3 separate regions of the Mus musculus genome follow, and regions 2 and 3 are each linked to region 1. A link is a loop called in an ENCODE intact Hi-C map of the cell type or tissue named here. Cell type or tissue: heart. All regions are shown on one strand.

What was found. Peaks named below come from ENCODE experiments on the same cell type or tissue, not always from the same donor. Only the 100,000 strongest peaks of a DNase experiment are listed, where the experiment ranks them.
Region 2: it touches region 1 in a loop (2.6-fold over the local background); 2 of 42 quality-filtered maps call a loop at or near these places.
Region 3: it touches region 1 in a loop (5-fold over the local background); 8 of 42 quality-filtered maps call a loop at or near these places.

What each region holds. Positions count from the first base shown.
Region 1 is chr7:12,833,959-12,836,458 of GRCm38, reverse strand. It overlaps Zfp110 (zinc finger protein 110), which reads right to left and starts at 1,698. Exons shown (of 8, transcript NM_022981.5): 1 at 1,295-1,698; 2 at 932-1,012; 3 at 40-166. The coding sequence starts at 976. In heart, a CTCF peak has its summit at 1,521; DNase peaks (open chromatin) are centred at 1,488 and 1,748; H3K4me3 peaks cover 1,758 bases; H3K27ac peaks cover 1,392 bases.
Region 2 is chr7:13,033,347-13,035,846 of GRCm38, reverse strand. Chmp2a (charged multivesicular body protein 2A) reads left to right here and starts at 1,070. Exons shown (of 6, transcript NM_026885.3): 1 at 1,070-1,212; 2 at 1,805-2,018. The coding sequence starts at 1,851. Ube2m (ubiquitin-conjugating enzyme E2M) reads left to right here. Exons shown (of 6, transcript NM_145578.3): 5 at 1-5; 6 at 93-727. The coding sequence ends at 233. In heart, no CTCF peak of the experiment used is centred here; a DNase peak (open chromatin) is centred at 1,076; H3K4me3 peaks cover 2,423 bases; H3K27ac peaks cover 1,846 bases.
Region 3 is chr7:12,477,076-12,479,575 of GRCm38, reverse strand. Zfp606 (zinc finger protein 606) reads right to left here and starts at 1,271. Exons shown (of 7, transcript NM_026112.4): 1 at 870-1,271. In heart, a CTCF peak has its summit at 1,321; DNase peaks (open chromatin) are centred at 1,045 and 1,295; H3K4me3 peaks cover 1,685 bases; H3K27ac peaks cover 1,542 bases.

The DNA of each region.
Region 1 (2,500 bases):
CACCCAAACAGCTCTTTATTAAAGTGGAGGCTGCCTTACCCACTGAAATCATGTTGCTGTAGTTCTCCATCATGATCTCCCTGTACAGGCACTTCTGTTGGAAGTCCAGCTGTGCCCACTCTTCCTCGGTAAACGTCAGAGATACATCTTCAAACTTCACAGACTCCTGAAAGGCACAAGATGCAGTTCAGTCCAGGGTTTTCCTCTTCTACAGTGACAGAAAAATAGGAAGGCTGAGCAAGATGACCCAGCTACATTTTACTTATCTCATGTTCCTTTGTCTGAATCCTTGAGCAAATCGGTCTGACACTAATCAGGGGACACGTGAGACTGTGGTCTATGAAAACCTGTTCATTTCTCACTAATCAGGGGATAGGACTGTTGGTTCCCATCTATACCTCTTTTCTTGTTTTTGAATTGTCACTTCCTTAAAGTAGTTGCTGAAAACTAAACATGAGCTTCTTATCTTCTTACACTTGTCAGTTTCTTTCACCAGACCCTCAGCTTAAAAAAAAAAAAAAAAAAAAAAAAAAAAAAAAGAAAAAATAAAGGTTGAAAAGGATTGGTGAGATGGCTCAGTGGGTAAAGGTGCCTGCTACCAAGCCTGAGTTTGATTGATCTTCAGGATTCATATGTTGGAAGAAGGGTAGCGATCCGGAAAGGTACTCTCTGTCCTCTACAAGCAGGCAGTGGCACACACGTGCATGCCCCCCCCCCCCCAAATGTAATAGTATTGTTTTTTAATTAAAAAGCCTCAATCTGGCTTGCCAGTTCCTGGTTCAGAAATCGGTTTGTTTGTTTCTTCTATTGTAACCACCCTCTTGGGCAGTCCTCCAACTCCTCCCGAAACTCAATGATATTTGAGAACAAACGTCTCACCACTAGCCGACCCCTGAGCCGACTCAAAAGTTGAAAAGAAGCCTTTACTCACATGGGGCCAGGTTGTTGGAAGCGTGGAAGCCATACTGTCCTCCATGTTCTCTCCCAGGAGTAGGCAGAATGCTGACGAAACCTAAAGTGGAAGAGGGGGGCACTAAGGAATGTGCCCAGCGGCTCCCCCACCTCTGCCCATATCCCACCCCTCAGCAGGACATGACCAGTCCACCCCAAAATTGCAAAGTGCCCAGTGAATCCTCTTCCCGACTCCCATAAGCCTACAAGACAGGTTCCCCTCTAACCGAGAGGGGACAGCTGATGTCATCTAATCCAAAAGGCGGTTGGTTTTCTTAAACTGTGGTCCTTATTTAGAACGCGATGTCTTCCTTAGGATTTGTTCGGACCCACGACTACACACCTTCTCCCGGGTCCGTAGAAGTGGCGCCACAAACGAAGCCGACACTGGGTTCCAGAGGTTGCAAATAAAACAGAAGATGGGTGCTGCCCCCGACGGGCTTTCACGCAGCGCTACGATTGCGGAAAGACACAATGGCGCTCGCCCGTCGGTCTTGTCCCGAACTGCGCCAGCTCACGAGTCCGGACTACAACTCCCAGACGCCCCCGCGGACGTCGAGCGGCAGCAGTTAGGCGGCGTTTGTCCTGTTGGCGGGCGAAGCCGAAGTCCGAAAAGTGTGTTATTGACTGCTAAAGAACTAGGATGCAGCTTTTGAAGAAGGATACTAAGACGCTGAGCACCAGTACCTCTGTGGACAGAGACCGAGGCTAGGAGAGAATCGAACCCACTAACAGGAGCAAAAGAACTTGGACAAAACGGAAGCTAGGCATGGGCAAGGGGGTGGGCCGGAAGTGCTGGTGTTAGGTCGGCTGAGCGAGGCACGCCGCGTAGCAGAGCAAGGAAGGCGGGACGAGGGGACAGATGGAACCTACGGCTCTACTAGTGTAGAGGGGGAGGGAATCCGGATTGGGGCTGTCTGTGGGTCGGAGGCAAGAGAAGACAAAGTCATTTAACGGAGTTTACTGTGGGGAAGGAGAAAAGGATGCAATCTTACTGAAGTTTCACCGGTACCCTTAAAGGGAGAGGAAGAAAGGAGTAACTGTAGAAACAGAAAGCCATTAGGCATCGGAATTAAAAGTACTCAAATTTCCATGAGAGGACAGGCGTTTGCGTCCAGATTAGTAGAGTGGGCAGGGTTGTGTGGTCTGGGCAGGGTGGTGTGGGCTTATAACGTTTAGGTGGGAAGTATGGAGACCTGGTGGACTTAAAATATGGTAGGCTACACTAAATGTCCTCTCTAGTTTTCCCCAGCAGAGGAAGGGATGTAGTGAGAATCCTGGAATTTTGGTTTCTTGGAAGAACAAACAAATATTATAAAATAATATTTTGTTTGATTCCAGGTATAGGGATGTGGGGCTGCTTCAGACTGCCTGTAGCAGCTGACCGTGATTTGTTTTGTGCTCTAGCAGAATCGTGGTTCTGTCTGTAGCAGATAGTTTTTTGTGATTGTGTTATATTTGGAATTCTGAGAACTTTTCAGAGAGTATATTAATGTTAGGGCCCGATAGGCTAGGGGCTGGGCTGGACCAGTTGGTTGTATAGGGAGGA
Region 2 (2,500 bases), 200 kb before region 1:
TCTTGGTAAGTAGGGTTAGGCATTTGAAGCTGAGGGTTTGTTGGCCATCTGCCTCTCTCTTGCCTGTTGACTTCCACTTGTACCGGCCACAGGAGCCGAACCCTGAGGACCCACTGAACAAGGAGGCTGCTGAGGTCCTGCAGAACAACCGGCGGCTGTTTGAACAAAATGTGCAGCGCTCCATGAGAGGTGGTTACATCGGGTCCACCTACTTCGAGCGCTGCCTGAAATAGGGTTAGCAATTACCCATCCCTGCCAGGGTTACCGGCCCAGGCATCCCCTGCAAATATTTATTGGGGGCCCGGGTAAGGTGTGTGGGGTAGCCTTGGCCCCTGCCTTGGCCTTGCCTCTCTTCCCTGTCACCTGCCCCTAGTTATTTTTTTTTTGACCACCACGTGATTATGGTCGGTGCTGCCTCCCCCCCGACCTGCTCAGCGATGGGAAATGAATTGGCTTGTTTAGCGCCCCCCCCCTCCCGCTGGGTGCTGTCCAACTCCCCACTCTTGACTGTGGGGTAAGTGGGCAATGGGCCTGGGTCGCTAGGCCCAAGCAACCCACCCCACCACCACTGGAGGTCCCACCAGGCTATTAAAGGGGAATGTTACTGCATGGCCTCTGCCTCTTCCTTCTGTGGGGTGGGAGGTACAAGTGAGGTCCACCAGCGTCTATAATGAAGATAAATGTGGCCGTGGATTGGGTGGGACCACTCACTGGGATGAGGTGCAAGCAATGGAAGAATCGGCTAATTTCAGCTCCTGGACCTTACACCAACATAAGGGAGCCTACAAGTCATTTCCAGGCTTGCCCCTTTATGCCATGTGTGGGCCTAATTTGGTTCGAGCCAAGCACTTGCTAAAATGCCATTTATTAACTGCCCAAAAGTGGGTGGAGTATGGGCCTTCCAGAATGAATAGCCAGTCGAGCTGTGCTCCCGCCATGGGCCTGTGAGGCTGGCTTGGGTGGGACCTGTACCTTCTGCTGAGGTGCGTGGCCCTTTGCGCATGCGCTTCTGTGGCTGGCTGTGCGCGTGCGTCCTAGCACTTCCCAGCATTCCCGGAGAGGGTGGGTCGTGTGACGTCAGGTCGCTTAATCCGGAAACGGCGGCCGCAGCAGGGGCTACCGAACCGAGGGGTTGTCGTTGGTGGAGTCTCAAGGCTTCGGAGGGGTAGAGGCGTGACCCGGAAGCGGAAACCCATCGTTCTCTCGGCTCCGGTGAGTGGTCTCTGCTGAGCCGCAGGTCCCGTTTGGTAGGCAGCGTAGGAGGGGGCTTTGGGCCGAGGCATCGGATGCCGCGCGGTCCGCCTGTCCCTACCCACATCGAGGTCTTCACCTCTTCCTGCCCTCGGTACGCAGGCTCAACATCTCCAAGACCTGTTCAGTGTCTGTCACGTCCTGAGCCTGAGAACGTCACTCCTACGCCCGCGAGCCTGGTTTCCTTGGCATTCATGCCCATTACCCCACCTTAGGGCCCAACTTCACATTTCAGAACCTACTCCATTCTATCCTCCCTTGTCGAGGGGCCTCACAACTACCCCCTCCTCAGTACTCAATCACCTTGATGTGCCTACTCAGGTCTGGGTCCCTGGAACAGTTCAGAACCACACCCTTAAGTCAGAAACAGGCTTGCCCCATCGTCTGTGGAAGCAGAGCAGAGAGTAGAGTGGGTGTGCTTGAGTCAGAAATGTATAACTAGTTCTCACCGGCTAATCCTTTTTGACTACTCAAGCGTACCTCCAGTTTCTACACCCTATCTACTTATGTGACCCTTTCTGTCTTTTGCTGCCCTGGGCCCTGCACTCTACAGCTAGTTCTGACGGTTGTCCCAGACCTGCTGGTGGAGTCTTACCACCATGGACCTGTTGTTTGGGCGCCGGAAGACGCCAGAGGAACTACTTCGGCAAAACCAGAGGGCCCTGAACCGAGCCATGAGAGAACTGGACAGGGAACGACAGAAACTAGAAACCCAGGAAAAGAAAATCATTGCGGACATCAAAAAGATGGCAAAGCAAGGCCAGATGGTAAGTGTCAAGTGATATGGGACACGAAGCAAGGTGCCGTCTCAGTCATTGTTTTAAGGATAACAGTGAAACAGTGCTTTGAGCAAACTATCATGAAGGGTTAACAGTAATTTCCCAATTTGGGGTGTCAGGGAGGACCTCTTCACAGATAGTACAAGTGAGCTTCCAGAAAGCTAGCCATCACGACAGCCAAATGTTGCCAAGTCAAGTAGCAAACTGGGAGACCAAGAGAGCTAAGGAGTAGAGGTGGACCAGACACACAGAAATGTAGGTTGCAGTGTGAGCTGTGATGAATAGGCAAGAGTTAAGGATGGGAGTAAGGACAAGAACAATTGCTCAGAGGTGGTTATTTCCTGGGGCTGTGCCAGCAACATTTAGGTAGGGAATAGAAGCTGCACCTTGAATGGATTTGTATGTGGTTCTAGATACAACCTGGATGAACGTCTTTTTTTAATTCACTGCCAGGGACTCCAGGATTTTGT
Region 3 (2,500 bases), 360 kb after region 1:
AGAACACATCCACAAAGTTAACAAGACCCCTAAGAAGCATGATAAAAACAAACAAACAAAAAAACCGCGCGCGCACACACACACAAACACACACACACACATTGTGCAGTAAGTGGAGCACAAGTAATACCAGCAATGGGGAGGCAGACAGGAGAATCCCTGGGAATTTCTGACAAGTCAATAGAGTGGAATTAGAAGCTTCCTGGTTCAGAAAGAGACCCTGTCTCAAAGCCAAGATAGAGAGCCACTGAAGAAGATACCTAATACTAACCACATAGTTATCACTGACACAGACACACTTTGGGATAAAGTGTGATCGTCTGCAAAGGTTAAAGCCAAACAACAGCCATCACCACCTGCAAGATCTTCCAGACTCAAGCCCATCGATCCCCTCTCCCCTCCCGTAGTCGCGTCAGAGACAAAAAAAAAAAAAAAAAAAAAAAAAAAAGTCTAGAGTCAGACCCCACAAATGCATGGATTCCGGGTCTTTGTGTGAGGTCCGCAACCGCTTGGTACTGAGTTTGGTACTAAGCACTGGCACACTTACAGAGAGAGACTCAGATACCCTAGGATTTGAGTCAAACAAAGCTCAAGGCAAGCAAGTTGTAAGAATCCTACACCCCCCCCCCCCCCCCCCATAACTCAAGGCAAGCAAGTTGCAAGAACCATGCACGCACACCCTAACGGGACAGCACACACACACCCTCTTGTCACTTCAAATTTAAAAGAACCTGAGCCTTTCCCAAGTCAGGTTTGACGCCCTTTACAGATCTTTGCTTGGAAGGGACCGGTTAAGAGCCTGGCTCTCCTTCAGGGCCTCCGCAACCAGGTCGCTCCAGGCGCTGGTTTCAGCAAGCTTCCCGCCTTACCTGGCTCGCGGCCACTGGCCCTGATTGCACTGCGGCTGAGCTGGCTCGGGGCTGCTGCACCGAGCGTCTGGCTTCTGTCCTGCACCGAGACAACGTCCCAGGCCTGGCCGACTCGGCCCACTAGGGCCGGCCTTTCCCAGTCTGTAGAAACAGCGCACCCAGACCCGGGACCTGGAGGGTCGAGGGCAATGGGGGCACCGAGTCGGCGAGAGAAGAGAAGGCACCCGTTGCACCCCGGCACTGAGCCAGCCCTGGCCGCAGGCGCCGCTTCTCCGTGGCCGTTCCAACGACCTGCCAGGCTCTCCGTGACAACGACATCGGTAGCCCTTCGGTCCGGAATAAGGCCTTACTTTGGCCGCGGACAATGGCGGCCGCACCCCCCAGAGTCGACCAGGACACACCGCGAGGACTATTGGGAGTTGTAGTTTCAAAGAGACGCGCTTCTCGCTGCTACCGGAAGTCGGCCAAGGCCATTTTCAGAGCCTATTCTTCCCAAGTACCGCTCTTGAAGCACCCAGACTCTTAGGTTCCGCTTGTTTCCGAGGCCTAGAAGGGCGGTGGTTCTCTCATTTGCCATCACTCCCCAGGTGATGACAGCAGGATAGTTTGGTAGGCCAGGACCTCAGTTTGAGTCTCAGTAAAATTGCAGCTCAAGCAAGGTAGCTACTTTAAAGTCGGAGCTTGATGAGGGTGAGTGATCTCTAGGAAGCACTTCCCTCAACCTTGACAAAATTGAGAACGTGGTTGTTATTATACCTTTATTTTATTTTTAGACGAAGAACATAATTCTGACTGGCCCCTTGCATATGATTGTTGGAGATTAAATTTCAATGCATGAGTTTTGGAGGTGACAAAAATATACAAACCATAATCTTTATCTTCATTTTTGTTTCCTGATGCCTTTAGATCAAATATGACATGAGAGTTCAAACTTGAACAGAGCCATCAAGTCTTATTTTGGAACGTAAATTCATATCCTGTTTTATACTGACATACTGAATTTTTTGAAACTGGCATTAAGTGATTGAATTTCATAAAATTTACCATCTTTAAAAGACAATAAAGGTTCTTTATTATCAGTCCCTGAAAATGTAAAGTGATAGCTTTGAACTAACTTTTCCCCTTTCCTTTTGTCTCTTGGTCTTAAGAAACGTCAGTTGCAAAAGGCATAGTAACTTGCAGTTTGAGACACTTCTTTGCTAGTATTTCTTGAGCAAATACATGTATCATTACTAAACCCTAAGAAACTGCAAATTTCTTTCTTCCATACAGTTACAAGAACAGAGAGATTTTCTGCACAGACTTAAAATAACAAAGTCAAAGATCTTTAGGTAGTATTAGTATAAAGAAAACAAAACAGGGTGTTTGGATTGAGATTTTGGGGAGAGGCACTCAGAGGTGGCTGGTATCCAAAAGTGATATTGTGTTCAGATCTGAAAGAAAAGAAACCACCTAGTGACTGTATGAGGAAGACATCTTTAAGCATAGAGAACAGCAAGTGTTAAGGCCTCAAAGCCAAATTGGCCTTTTCCTGTTAGAGGAGATTGGAGTCTAGGAGTAGGAGTGAAATGAGATGAGCTTCAGGGTACAGAGGCAGCATCAGGGGGTGGTGCATTAAGGTGGTTTGAGGA